3 separate regions of the Homo sapiens genome follow, and regions 1 and 3 are each linked to region 2. Evidence: read pairs that join two places in POLR2A ChIA-PET (ENCODE). Cell type or tissue: HepG2. All regions are shown on one strand.

Region 1 (5,000 bases), 440 kb after region 2:
GAATTTAGGTTATACTTGTGTACTAATTCTTGGATATAGTAATCTTTTCCAACAAAATTGCATGCAACATGCCTCTTTGACTTCATGTTTGCTTTTGCAGGACTAAAAAGAGGATTATTTTTGCTAAAAGTAGTTAAGATTGCTCAATTTTCACAAAGCCTTGACTGTTATTCTCTTAAAATGCAAATCTTCATCTTTAAAGCAGCTATCCAGTTTTGTCTTTTTTTTTTTTAAGTTCACTGATCTAATTCTTGCCAGGTCATTTGTCAGTTACTTTGTGACCTTATAACTTTGTTTGTTCTATTTCTTCTGATGTAGTAAATTTAAAGGGACAGGATTAGTATCCCATTTTCTTAAAAAAATTTTTTTTGTATATATTATCTTTTACTTTGAGCATATGTCTAGTGAGATGTTTGGAATAATGTTTGTTTAGTGTTTAATGATTGTTTCAGAGTGATAGGGATTTTTTTCTTTTTTGTACTACTTTTTTTGTTTTTTTAGAAACTGTGTCTCACTCTGTCACCCAGGCTGAAGTGCAGTGGTGCGATCATAGCTCACTGTATCCTCAAAACTTGGGGGCTCCAGGGATCATCCTGCCTCAGCCTACTGAGTAGCTGGGCCTACATGTGTGCACCACCACACCCAGCTAAAATCATTTCTTTTTTTTTTTTTTTTTTTTTTTTTTTTTGGGACAGAGTCTTGCTCTCCCACCGAGGCTAGAGTGCAATGGTACGATCTCGTCTCACTGCAACCTCCACCTCCCAGGTTCAGGTGATTCTTCCACCTCAGCCTCCCGAGTAGCTGGGATTACAGCACCCACCATCATACACGGCTAATTTTTGTATTTTTGTAGAGATGGGGTTTCACCATGTTGGCCAGGCTGGTCTCAAACTCTTGACCTCAGGTGATCCACCTGCCTTGGCCTCCCAAAGTGCTGGGATTACAGGCTTCAGCCACCATGCCCGACCCCAAAACCATTTCTTTAAACAGTTTTTTGAAGACTGGGTCTCACTATGTTGCCTAGGCTAGTCTCAGACTCCTGGTGGTGGTCTCCAGCAGTCCTCCCACCTCAGCCTCCAGAGTAGCTGGGATTACAGGTGTAAGGTACCACACCCGGCTCTCTCTCTTAATTTTAAAAAATAACACATCATTTTTATAAGAACAACTCTATTCTAAAATAAGAGTGAGTTAGTTTTAGAGATTATAAGAAAGGATATAGACTTAAAAAAAAGCAAGAGTAAAGAGTAGGAGGAATTGCCTGATTTAATGGGATATTTCAGTAGAAAAGGGTTGATTTATAAGGAAGGATAGATGACTCTTAAAAAGATGAGGCCAGGCCTGGTGGTTCACACCTGTAATCCTAGCACTTTTGGAGGCCCAGGCAGGTGAATCACCTGAGGTCAGGAGTTCAAGACCAGCCTGAGCAACATGGCAAAACCCCGCCTCTACTAAAAATACAAAAATTAGCCAGGTGTGGTGGTGCGTGCCTGTGGTTCCAGCTGCTTGGGAGGCAGAGACGTGAGAATCGCATGAACCTAGGAAGCGGAGGTTGCCAAAGAACCCAGGAAGGCAAGATCGTACCACTGCACTCCAGCCTGGGTGACAGGGTGAGACTCCCTCTGGAAAAAAAGGCAAGATGAAAGAGTAGGAGGAATTTCCTGATTTAATGGGACATTTCAGTAGAAAAGGATGCACCCTACTCCTAACATCACAATACATTTCAACTAGACTAGAGATTCAAAGGTTAAAAAAAAAAAAACCATAAAAGTAAGATTTTGGGGCTGGGCGCAGTGGCTCATGCCTGTAATTCCAGCACTTTGGGAGGCCAAGCTGGGCAGATCGCTTAAGCTCAGAAGTTCGAAACCAGCCTGGGAAACATGGTGAAACTCCATCTCTACAAAAAATGCAAAAATTAGCTGGGTGTAGTGGCTCCCTCCTGTGGTCCCAGCTACTCAGGAGGCTGAGGTGGGAAGATCGCTTGAGTCCTGGAGGTCAAGGCTGGAGTGAGCCAAGATCGTACCACCGCACTCCAGCCTGGGCGACAGAGCGAGACCCTGTCTCCAAACAAGAAAAAAAAAGTTAAAAATTAAAAAAAATAAAAATTTTGATTTTTAATAAGGAAGGCTTTTCTAACCATGACCAAAAAACACCACAAAAATTAAAAGGTTAAAAATGCTGCTGACTTTATAGAATTTCTTTGTGGACTTTGACTTCAAATTTTGATTGTAGAACTTCTGAATCTTGAAAGATATAATACAAAGATAAATTATATATTAGGATGAAAATTTGTCACATATATGAAAAAGGATTAATTTTAATTTCCAGTCCTTTCAACTTAAGAAACTTCTTATAGAAACTAAGAAAAAGGCCCGTGTTCAATAGGAAACTGACTTAACAGTGTGAGTATTGTAGTTTGAAGAAGAAGAAATAAATGTGGGCCAATAAGCCTATGAAGAAATGCTCAGCCACACTTAAAAATGCAAATTACATTGACAGCAAGGATATTTTTAACAAATTTGATTGTCAGAGATTAAATAAATAGGAGGAAACAGAAGCTCCTGTACAGTTAGTAAGGGAGAATACAGTAGTGCAACTAATTTGAAAGACAACTTTATATTCGTATCGTTTGATCCAGCATATGCTCCAGATTCACCACAGATTATTGAAGGTATTTGTACAGGGATGCTCACTGCAGCCTTAATTAGTAGAAACCAACAAGGGATATAAAAGATTATCGGTAAGAGATCGGATAAACACATTATGGTAGAGCCATTTAATGCAAGATAAAGTAGCAGGCAAAATATATTCTGTGTATCCATTATGTGTTATTAAATGAGTGAAAGCAGGTTACATGTCAGGAGGCATAGTATGACTGTGTGTGAAAAGAAAACCATGAGGTTAGGCATGTCTGGAAGAATATACACATAGTCTGCTTTCAATAGTACTCTTTTAAAATTGATAAATAATTATACATATTTATATGGTGCTTGTGGTATTTTGATACATGCATACCATGTTTAATGATCAAATCAGGGTAATTGGGATATCCATCATCTCAAGCATTTATCATTTCTTTGTGTTGAGAATATTCCAGATTTTCTCTTCTAGCTATTTTGAAATATACAATAAATTGTTGTTACCTATAGTCACCTACTGTGCTATTGAACACTTCTAATTGTATTTTTGTACCCATTAACCAACTTGTCTTCCTCCCCTCCTTCACTGTACCCTTCTCAGCCTCTGATAAACTACCATTCTACTCTCCAACTCCATGGGATCAGCTTTTTAGCTTCCACATATGAGTGACAACATGTGATATTTGCCTTTCTTTGTCTGGCTTATTTCTCATAAGATATCCTTCAGGCTCATCCATGATGCTGCAGATGACAGGACTTCATGCTGTGTTATGGCTAAATAATATTCTATTGTCTATATATGCTACATTTTATTTATCTATTCGTCTGTTGAGGGACACTTAGGCTAATTCCCTATCGTGGCAGTGGTGAATAGTGGTGCGATAAACATGGGCATGTAGATCTCTCTTTGATATACTGGTTTGTTTTCTTTTGGGTGTATACCTCGCAGTGAGAGTGCTGGATTAAATGGTGGTTGAGAAATGACCATGCTGTTTTCCGTAATAGCTGTACTAATTTATATTCCCATCAGCAGTGTACCAGAGTGTCCCTTTCTTTACATCCGTAGCCAGAATCTGTTATTTATGGTCTTTTTGATAATAGCCATATTAAGTGGGGTAAGAGAATATCTTTTTTCTTTTTTTTTTTTTTGAGACAGAGTCTTGCTCTGTCGCCCAGGCTGGGGTGCAGTGGCGTGATCTTTGCTCACTGCAAGCTCCACCTCCCAGGTCCAAGCAATTCTTCTGCCTCAGCCACCTGAGTAGCTGGGACTACAAGTGTGCTCTGCCATGCCCGGCTAATTTTTTAAATATTTTTAGTAGACACAGGGTTTCACTATGCTGGCTGAGCTGGTCTTGAAGTCCTGACCTCGTGATCTGCCTGCCTCGGCCTCCCATGTGCTGGGATTACAGGCGTGAGCCACCGTGCCCAGCTTATTATGGTTTTGATTTCCATTTCCCTGAGTATTATTAGTAATGTTGAACATTTTTTCATATACCAATTAACCATTTGTATGTCTTCTGAGAAATGTCTAATCTGATCATTTGTGCATTTCAAAATCAGATACTTGCTTTTTTGTTGCTCCTTATATATTCTGGTTATTAATACTTGTCAGATAAATTGCAGATATTTTCTCCCATTCTGTAAGTTGTTTCATCACTCTGTTGGTCGTTTCCTTTGCTGTACAGGATCTTTTTAGCTCGATGTTATCTCATTTACCTATTTTTGCTTTTGTTGCCTGTGCTTTTGAAGCATTACCTAAAAAATACTTGCCCTGACCAACATCCTGAAGCATTTCCCCAATGTTTTCGTATCGTATCGTGTCGTGTCGTGTCGTGTCGTATTGTATCTTTTCAGGTCTTAGATTTAAGTCTTTAATCTATTTTGATTTGTTTTTTGTTACGTTTTCATATTGTGAGTAATGGGAGTCTAGATTCATTCTACATATGGATATCCAGATTTTCCCAGCACCATTTATCGAAGAGACTGTCCTTTTCCCATTGTGTGTTTTTGGCTTCTTTTTCAAAAATGAGTTGGCTTAAATGTGTGGATTTATTTCTGTGTTCTCTGTTGTGTTCCGTTGGTCTGTGTGTGTTTTTACATCAGTACCATGCTCACTTGGTGACTGTAGCTTTGTAGTAGGTCAGGTAATGTGATGCCTCCAGTTTTATTATTTCTGCTCAGGATTGTTCTGGGTATTCGGAGTGTTTTATGATTGTATATGAATTTTAGGCTTGTTTTTTCTATTTCTATGAAGAATGTCACTGGTATTTTATTAGGGATTGCATTGAATCTGTATATTGCTTTGGTTAGTATGGACATTTTAACAATATTAGTTTTTCCAATCTATGAACATGGGATATCTTT
Region 2 (5,000 bases):
TACTAGCAAACCAAATCTAATCGCTGCACATTAAAAAAAAATCAGAAGATAGCCGGTGTCGGTGAGGATGGGGAGAAAAGGGAACCCTTACACGCTGCTGGTGGGAATGTAAGTTAGTACAGCCATTATGCGACACAGTCTGGAGGTTCCTCAAAAAGTTAAAAATAGAACTACTGTGTGATCAAGCAATCCCAATACTGAGTATATATCCAGGGGAAACACAATCGGTGTATCAAAGCGATACCTGCACTCCTCTATTTATTGCAGTGCTATTCATGATAGCCAAGGTATGAAATCAACTTAAATGTCCATCAACAGCCAGGCGCGGTGGCTCACTCCTGTAATCCCAGCACTTTGGGAGGCCGAGGTGCACAGATCATGTGAGCCCAGGAGTTTGAGACCAGTCTGGCCATCATGGAGAAACCCCATCTAACTAAAAATACAAAAATTAGCCAGACATGGTAGCCTGCGCCTGTAGTCCCAGCTACACGGGAGGCTGAGGCAGGAGAATCGCTTGAACCTGGGAGGCAGAGGTTGCAGTGAGCCAAGATTATGCCACTGCACTCCAGCCTGGGCGACAGAGTGAGAGTCTGTCTTAAAAAAAAAAAATGTCCGTCAACAGATTAATGGCTAAAGATAATGGGGTGTGTATACACTATGGAATACACTTCAACCTTAATTCTTTCAGTTTTGGCAACATGGGTGAACCTGGAGGATGTTACCTTAAGGGCAATAAGCCAGGCACAGAAAGACAGCTGTCACATGCTATTACTCGGTAATCTAAAAAGTTGTTCTCATGGAGGTAGAGAGTGGAATAGTGGTTGCCAGAGGATGAGGAGGGTAGGAGGGAGAAGGGCATGGAGAGAGATTGGTCAACAGGTACATGGTTGTAGTTAGGCAGGAGGAGTACGTTCTGGTGCTCTGTTGCACAGTAAGGCGGGAGAAGGGCATGGAGAGAGATCGGTCAACAGGGCCAAGGGGACAGACAGTTAGACAGAAGGAGTACATTCTGGTGCACAGTAAGATGACGAGGGTTAACAGCAGTGTATGGTGTAGTTCAGAATAGCTGGAAGAGAGGTTTTTGAATGTTCTCATCACAGGGAAATGATAAATATTTAAGGTGATGGATATGCTAATTACTTTGTTGCGATCAATGCACAATATATCCATTGTATACTATCAATATGTACAATTATGTATCAATCAAAATTTTTTAAAAAGGTGACACTAAATACGGTAGCTATGTAAATCAATTTTTTACAGAAGTTTTCTTCTACATGAGCAGATACCAAATATAGATTGTTTGGTGTATCTTAGAATAAAAGCCACATTCTTTTGTAGCTTTGGCACCTTAGGGACACTTCATTGTGAGGAAGGGAAATTCTTCAGCTTTGTCCAGAGGAAATTATAGGTAGATCTGAATGCTCAAAGTTTCTAAGATGTCAATGCTCTTTGTGTAATTTTGGAATCAAAGCCCTAGGATGATAGAGTACTTAATGTTTGCTTTTGGGATTTATCATGTTCTTTTTTTTTTTTTTTTTTTTTTGAGACAATCTCACACTTGTTGCCCAGGCTGGAGTGCAATGGCATGATCTCAGCTCACTGCAACCTCCACTTCCCAGGTTCAAGCGATTCTCCTGTCTCAGTCTCCCGAGTAGCTGGGATTACAGGCATGTGCCACCACGCCTGGCTAATTTTTGTATTTTTTGGTAGAGATGGGTTTTCACCATGTTGGCCAGGCTGGTTTCTAGCTCCTGACCTCAGGTGATCCACCCGCCTCAGCCTCCCAAATTGCTGGGATTACAGGTGTGAGCCACTGCGTCCAGCCTCATGATGTTCTTTAACAGTTAACCTTGTAAGATCAGTACAGAATGAATCAGAACACAGGTATGCAGAGTCACGTCATGAGTCAGACTGATTCTCAGGCCTATGAGACCGGATTGTAACCTGTTGGCACATGGGAAAACTGTGTCACTAAGAAATCAGAGGCTAGTTTGCTCTGAGGAAGAGGCATAGGATATGCAGAGTCACTGGGCAAAAGTTGGCAGTCCATTGGCCTCTGCGATGGCCGTTTCTTACGGTATAATCATAAATGACATTTTAGTGACCGCCTTAGTCCTACAGTTTCTGTCCTTCACGATGCTGTAGTTAGCGCTTGGAAATATAGGAAATAAGAAGTTGTTTTTGGCCTTTTTTGTTTGGCAAAAGATGTCTGGTTCTGTGTGGATGCCTTCATCTTTTTGTATATTGTGCAGGTACTGTCATTGTTAAGAAATGGATCTTAGGCTGAGTGCAGTGGATTACATCTGTAATCCCAGCTCTCTGGGAGGCCGAGGTGGGAGGATCACTTGAGGCCAGGAGTTGGGCAGCATAGTGAGACCCCATCTCTACAAAAAATTTAAAAATTATCTGGGTGTGTTGGTGCACATCTGTAGTTCCCAGCTACTCGGGAGGTTGAGGTGGGAGGATCACCTCTACCTGGGAGGTTGAGGCTACAGTGAGCTGTGATCATGCCACCACACTTCAGCCTGGGTGACAGAGTTAAGTGTCTCAAAAAATAAAAATGGATCTGAATGGGTTATACCCCTATAAAGTTAGGGTTATAAGCTGCTTATGTGAGGATTGAGTGAGATAGTAGATGAAAATCCCTTTACAAAGCATAATCTACCATTTGAATGTGAGGGTTTTTGCTGTTTGTTTTTTGTCTTTAAATTAGTATTGTTCACAACTTTAATTCTCTCAGAGTTGAGTTTTGTGCCCAAGTAAAAATTAAGAGGGGAGAGAATGTTAGGATGTGGGGCAGGAGGCTCCTCGGCTTAGACTTTCTTTGATATGATCAGGATCAAGTACAGCAAAGGTAACTAACGATTGGTGTAACTGATGCCCTTGCAGGAGGGAGCACTGGCAGTTGCTGGGTAATTTGAAGACGACGGTGGAGGGTTTGGTATCAACCAACAGCCCCAACGTCTGGTCTAAGTATGGTGGCTTGGAGCGGCTTTGCAGGGACATGCAGAGCATCCTCTATCACGGGCTTATCCGTGACCAGGTATGCAGAACTCCTTTTTTTGCCAGATTGGCTGACTCGCTTGTTGAAAAGAAACAGTCGCATTGGCAGGGAGGAGATGAAGGCCACTGGTCTGTGGACTCCTGAGAGCAGCTGTGACTTAATTCATTTTTTTAATATACAGAACGTTTCACATCGTGTCTGATGGACCATAGATGTTAATGGAATGAATAAATCACTGGGTAGGACAGCAAATCAGCAACAAAAGATTAGGTCAACTTAAAACTTTCCTATTGTTGCTGTAACAAGTAACTACAAACTAAATGGCTTAAAACAACACAGATTTATCATCTTACAGTTCTTGAGATCGAAGTCCAAAATGAGTTTCACGGGGCTGAAACCAAGGTGTCTGCAGGGCCACACACCCTCTGGACGCTCCACAGAGAATCTACTTCCTTGCCTTTTCCAGCTTCTCTAGGTTTCCTGCATTCTTTGGCTCTTGGCCACTTCCTCCATCTTGAGAGCCAACAGCATAGCACCTTCAAATCTCTCTCTGCCCCCCCCTTTTTTTTTTTGAGACGGAGTCTCGCTCTGTCACCCAGGCTGGAGTGCGGTGGTGCGATCTTGGCTCACTGCAAGCTCCGCCTCCCGGGTTCACAGCATTCTCCTGGCTCAGCCTCCCGAGTAGCTGGGACTACAGGCGCCCGCCACCAGGCCCGGCTAATTTTTTCTATTTTTTAGTAGAGACGGGGTTTCACCGTGTTAGCCAGGATGGTCTCAGTGGTCTCAATCTCCTGACCTTGTGATCTGCCCACCTTGGCCTCCCAAAGTGCTGGGATTACAGGCGTGAGCCACCGCACCCAGCTCTCTGCCCCCTTTGTTTGTTTGTTTGTGTTTTGAGACGGGGTCTCGCTCTGTCACCCAGGCTGGAATGCAATGACAAAATCATGGCTCGCTGCAGCCTCGACCTCCCGGGTTCAAGCAATCCTTCCACCTCAGCCTCCCAAGTAGCTAGGGCTACGGGCACATGCAACCACACCTGGCTAATTTTTGTGTTTTTTGTAGAGACAGGATTTCACCATGTTGCCCAGGCTGGTATTGAATTCTTGGTCTCAAGTGACCCTCCTGCCTTAGCCTCCCAAAGTGCTGAGATTATAGACATGAGCCACCGTGCCCAGCCCTCTCTGCTTTCACATCCCTTTCTCTCCTTATGGACCATTCCTGCCTACCCCCCTCCTTATGACCATTCCTACCTCCCTCTTAAGGACTCTTACAATTATACTGGGCCCACATGGACAATCCAGTATAATCGCCCCATCTCAAAATCCTTAATTTAATCACACCTGCAAAGTCACTTTTGTCATAAAAGGCAACATTCCCAGGTTCTAGGAATTAGAATGTAGACATCTTGGAGGACCAGTCTTAGCCAACCACAGCCAGGAAGCTTTTCCTTCTGAATCTTAGTTTTGGTTTTAAAACCATGCTGGTTTTTTTCAGAAGTAGGTAGGATAAAGGAAGAAAAACAGCCAAGGCAAAAATATGTTCACTTATTTCTGACTTTCATGCATGAAATGTTTCTACAGAATGAGAAGGTGGCCAGGCACAGTGGCTCACGCCTGTAATCCCAGCACTTTGGTAGACCAAGTGGGGCAGATCACTTGAGATCAGTTTAAGACCAGCCTGGCCAACATGGTGAAACTCTGTATCTACTAAAATTACAAAAATTAGCCGGGCGTGGTGGCGCGCACCTGTAATCCCAGCTACTCAGGTGGCTGAGGCAGGAGAATCACTTGAACCTGGGAGGCGGAGGCTGCAGTGAGCTGAGACCGTGCCACCGCGCTCCAGCCTGAGCGACAGGGTGAGACTGTATCTCACAACAACAAAAGAATGAAAAGATGAAACTCCATGTGCTCAGTGACATTAAAAGTACTTCCCTGTGGGAAATCCTTTTGTCTAGAAGCCAGTGTGTTCTAGTGATAATTAATTGCTTAGGCTT
Region 3 (5,000 bases), 1.4 Mb after region 2:
AAATATTCTACTACATGTCCAGGCCGAAGAAGTATAAGCTTTATTATGTGTGCCAGTGGCTAACCCAGGGTCTGGCACAGAGTAAGTGCCGCTCAGTGTTTGTTGAATAAGGGTTTCTCTGACGAAATTAGAGGGAAGAGATCCAGTTCAAAGCTAAGGTCTTAAATGTGACAGTTTATAGGGCTCATGACAAGTAACGTTGAACTTTAGTTTAGAACTAATCTGTCAGAGAAGCTCATGTTTTGAAATTCACTTTTACATTTATAAGTTCTCAGCCTGGTGTGATAGTTCATACCTATAATCCCAGCACTTTGGGAGGCTGAGGTGGGAGGATTGCTTGAGGCCAGGAGTTTGAGACCAACCTGGGCAGCAAAGTGAGACCCCCATCTCTACAAAAAATTAGCTGGGTGTAGTGGCATGTGCCTGTAGTCCTAGCTACTTGGGAGGGTGAGGCAGGAGGATCACTTAAGCCCAGCAGTTCGAGGCTGCAGTGAGCCATGATTGCACCACTGTACTCGAAATAATTCTATTTCTAACACTGTTTTTCACTTTAGATTGGGTAAATTTAGGTAGAATTTGCCACCAAATTATTAATAAAGCTGGTCCTGATTTCATCTAGGATGAGAGGTAGCAAACTTTTTCAGTAACGGGCCAGATTGTAAATAGTTTAGGGTTTGCAGGTCACACAGTATCTGTGACTACTCAGCTCTGCTGTTGTAGCACAAAAGCAGCCATGGACAATAAACACATCAGTGAGTGAACATGGCTGTGTTCTGATCGAATTTTAATTACAAAAACAGGTAGTGGGCCATCTTTGGCCAGCTAGCTGTAGTTTGCTGACCCCTGATCTAGATTTTCTGGTTCTTGAGTCCAGCTCTTTTCCCTACTTTCGCTTAGCCATATACTCCTTCAAGCTTCAAAGGCCTTTACATAGGGGGCAATGTCCTTACACTGTTATCTCCAGAAAGACCTGAGTGTACAGCAAGATGATAGGATTAATGAATGCCAGGAATATTAGATGCACTTTAACCCTTGAGTTTCCAGAGCTTGCCTCTTAGAGCACCAGCTCATTAAGCACCACCACGGTAGAAGCAGAGAAACATCCCAAATGTAAAGTCTGCTTGCGCACTCGGCTTTGGAACTGGGCATTGATATGCTGATAGAAAAATACTGGGCATTGGGTTTTAGTGGGGAAGATAATGTAGGCCTAGAGATGGGGAAGGCAGGAATAGAGTGCAAAGGAAAAATTATGCCTCATCTTTTTGCAAATAGTTCCTTGTAGTAATTGGTCAAGTTTGAGTTAGATTTTTGAAATGTGGAATAGCATATGTAATTGCAACTTGCTACTACAAGAGCTCACCCTTAGTCGCAGTTTTACTTTCCGTGGTTTCAGTTACCCACAGTCAGCCACGGTCAGAAAATAGGTGAGTATGATGTAGTAAGATATTTTGAGAGTGAGAGAGAACAGCCACATTCAGATAACATTTATTACAGTATATTGTTATAATTGTTTTATTATTAGTTATTCCTGTTAATCTCTTACTGTGCTTAATTTATAAATAAAACTTTATCATAGCTCTGTGTATATAGGGAGAAAACAAAGTAGAGTCAGCCCTTCGTGGCCATGGGCTCCACATCCGCAGATTCAGCCAAACTTGGATCGAAAATATTCAGAAAAAAAAAAAAAAAAAAACAATAAAAATACCAATACAACAATAAAAAACAGTACAAATAAAAAACCAATATTGTATAATAACTGGTTACATAGTATTTACATTGTATTAGGTGTTGTAAGTAATGTAGAGAAGATTGAAAGTATATAGGGGGTATAGATTATATGCAAATTCGACACCGTTTTATATATATAAGGGACTTTTGAGCATCTGTGGATTTTGGCATCTGCAGGAGATCCTGGAACCAGTGCCCTGCAGATTCTGAGGGACAACTGTCCATATAGGGTCCATACTCTCTAGGGGTTCAGGCATCTGCTGGCGTCTTGAAACATTTCCCCTGTGGATAAGAGAGGACTCTGCTATATTTAGATTGTTACATAGTTCAGGAAGCAAAGTCCAACTCCTCTTTCCCTTGGTAGGTCTGTTTGCAATAAGGAAGTTGAATAGAAAGGATTGGATAGGCCGGGTGCGGTGGCTCACGCCTGTAATCCCAGCACTTTGGGAGACTGAGGCGGGCAGATCACCTGAGGTCAGGAGTTCAAGACCAGCCTCAACATGGAGAAACCCCATCTCTACTAAAAATACAAAATTAGCCAGGCGTGGTGGTGCATGCCTGTAATCCCAGCTACTCGGGAGGCTGAGGCAGGAGAATTGCTTGAACCCGGGAGGTGGAGGTTGTGGTGAGCTGAGATCGTGCCATTGTACTCCAGCCTGGGCAACAGGAGTGAAACTCTGTCTCAAAAAAAAAAAAAAAAAAAAAAAAAGAAAGGACTGGATAGGAGTCCCTAAAACTACTTGTAGGAGCCTATCATCTTTCAGACTCAAGCATAGACATGCCAGCACCTAGATTCTGTCTCCTTCAGGACATTCACATTGGAAAAATATGACTAGCTGTATCCTTAGTGTCTCCTCAGTGCCACCCCTCCCTCCACAAACACATCTTCCACTTGTCTAGCAAAGCTGATGTGCCTCAGCAGGCATGTGTTGGAACGTGGAGGAACAAGGCAAGCAGTGTGTACTGGTAGGTGAGTCAGCAGAAACCAAACCAGGTCTTTGTGAGTCGGAGTAAAAATCACAGGCACAGATACTGCATTCTGTATTTCGAGGGCACTTTGGAGACACTAATGTACTTAGCAGGCAGGGTGTTGGGGGATGGGTTTTTATGTCCATATTTAGAGTCTGTGCTCAAATTTCAGTGATTAAGATAAGGTGACTTATCTAGGGAGTGAATAGGCAGCAGTTGGAAAGATCAGGTCTTAACAATTGCTGTATTCTGGCTGTCAGCCCTTTTTTTTTTTTTTTTTGATAGAGTTTCACTCTTGTCACCCAGGTTGGAGTGCAGTGGTATGATCATGGCTCACTGCAGCCTCCGTCTCTTGGGTTCAAATGATTCTCCTGCCTCAGTCTCCTGGGTAGCTGGGATTACAGGCACCTGCCACCACGCCCAGCTTATTTTTGTAGTTTTAGTAGAGACCGGGCTTCACCATGTTGGCCAGGCTGGTCTCGAACTCCTGACCTCAGGTGATCCTCCCGCCTTGGCCTCTCAAAGTGTTGGGATTACAAGTGTGAGCCACCACACCTGGCCTAGCTTTTTTTTTTTTTTTTTTTTTGAGATGAGGTCTTGCTCTGTCACCCAGGCGGGAGTACAGTGGAACGATCTTGGCTCACTGCAACCTCTGCATCCTGGGTTCAAGCGATTCTGCCACCACAGACTCCCAAGTAGCTGGGACTACAAGCATGTGCCACCACTCCTGGCTAATTATTTGTCTTTTTAGTAGAGATGGGGTTTCGCCATGTTGGCCAGGCTGGTCTTGAACTCCTGGGCTCAAGCAATCCATCCGCCTTGGTCTCCCAAAGTGCTGGGATTATAGGCATGAGCCACTGTACTGGGCTGTTATAGCCTTTTTGACAAAGAAAGTGTTCTGGAGGATGAACCACTAAACAAACAGGAAGTGTTGGCCCATCCTAGTAGGGCTCTTGAGGGAGGTTCTCTATTCTATCTCCAAATACTTTTCTTCCTGTCTCATTCCTAAGGGTCAGTCTGCAGGGCATTGAGTAATGCACTGCCCCATGTTCGCCTCCTACTGTATTGGCTCTGAGGAGGCGCGATCATTTCCCAGTCCCATTGCCCGCTGGACAAACAGGGATATTAAGGCAGCCTGTGTGTGTGCGTGTATTTTTTTTCCCCTTTGAATGTAGATATTTAAAGCCACCTCCTTTTCCAGAGCCATCACTGTACCTTACTTGAATGGTATTGGTTGATGACAGAGGCGCACTTATCATAAACTGAGAGTCCAAGAAATATTGTTCCTCATTGTTGGAGGTATTCCAAATGGTTACTGGGCAGTTATCGATGTTGTAATGGTGGTGTGGCTTTAGGTACACCTAAGTTTCAGTGTAACAAATTAAGAAGCCAACACGATGTTAGGATGTATTTACTGTCTTCAGTACGCCCTCATCCTCCCACACACCTTTTCTCTACACTTTCTCAGTAGCAAAGGTGATGTGTCCGGGCAAGCATCTATTGGAACATGAGGGAGACTGGGGGTACCTTTTTCCATGATTTTAAACATCAGTTATTATTCTGTATGCTTTGGTGCTGCGGTTATAAGTTAGTAGATGTGAGAGAACATTGGGATGGCATAAGAAGGCCGGGAAAAAATGAAAAAAACTTGTGAGACCTACAGAGTAAAAGTTTATTATTGTTATTATTATTTTGAGACAAAGTCTCGCTCTGTCGCCCAGGCTGGAGCGCAGTGGCGTGCGATTTAGGCTCACTGCAACCTCCACCTCCAGGGATCAAGTGATCCTCCTGCCTTAGCCTCCCAAGTAGCTGGGATTACAGGTGCATGCCACCACGCTCAGCTAATTTTTGTATTTTTAGTAGAGATGGGGTTTCACCATGTTGGCCAGGCTGGTTGCGAACTCCTGACCTCATGTGATCCACCCACCTTGGTCTCCCAAAGTGCTGGGATTACAGGCATGAGCCACCGCGCCCAGCCCAGAGTAAAAGTTTAAACAGCAGTAGTTCTAGAGGAAAGTCATGAGGAGTAATCTTTGCATAATTTCTAAATTCTTTTAGGGTTATCATTATGGAATATCTGTGACCCAGATGTTTTCCATCTCCTGAGAAGTGGATGAGATAAAGAAGTGTCTTACACTAAAACCCAAAAAGCAGTGGGTGTGTTTTATTTTAAATCCGAAGGATCTAAAGACTTCAGTTTAAAGAACAGTGTAGAATATAATGTAAAACCCAAAAGTCATCTTTAGAAAATAGAAGAACTGTATGTAAGCAGATAAGGAATAGTATAAACACATAATAGTGTA

Evidence for each region. ChIA-PET counts read pairs that join two places held together with the same protein. Peaks named below come from ENCODE experiments on the same cell type or tissue, not always from the same donor. Only the 100,000 strongest peaks of a DNase experiment are listed, where the experiment ranks them.
Region 1: POLR2A ChIA-PET joins it to region 2 with 6 read pairs; 2 of 35 experiments call an interaction of 5 or more read pairs at or near these places.
Region 3: POLR2A ChIA-PET joins it to region 2 with 7 read pairs; 1 of 35 experiments calls an interaction of 5 or more read pairs at or near these places.

What each region holds. Positions count from the first base shown.
Region 1 is chr3:197,273,971-197,278,970 of GRCh38, reverse strand. All of the region lies in intron 4 of DLG1 (discs large MAGUK scaffold protein 1), which reads left to right. Among named protein-coding and RNA genes, the nearest start is that of MIR4797, 17 kb to the left of the region's middle. In HepG2, a CTCF peak has its summit at 1,942 (motif pointing left); no DNase peak of the experiment used is centred here.
Region 2 is chr3:197,716,023-197,721,022 of GRCh38, reverse strand. It overlaps RUBCN (rubicon autophagy regulator), which reads left to right. Exons shown (of 20, transcript NM_014687.4): 2 at 2,893-3,046. Among named protein-coding and RNA genes, the nearest start is that of RUBCN, 18 kb to the left of the region's middle. RefSeq lists a silencer at 1,771-2,065 and an enhancer at 1,771-2,065. In HepG2, no CTCF peak of the experiment used is centred here; a DNase peak (open chromatin) is centred at 1,922.
Region 3 is chr3:196,277,264-196,282,263 of GRCh38, reverse strand. The region is part of intron 1 of PCYT1A (phosphate cytidylyltransferase 1A, choline); the gene reads left to right. Among named protein-coding and RNA genes, the nearest start is that of PCYT1A, 8.0 kb to the left of the region's middle. RefSeq lists an enhancer at 2,652-3,264. In HepG2, no CTCF peak of the experiment used is centred here; DNase peaks (open chromatin) are centred at 2,063, 2,733 and 3,663.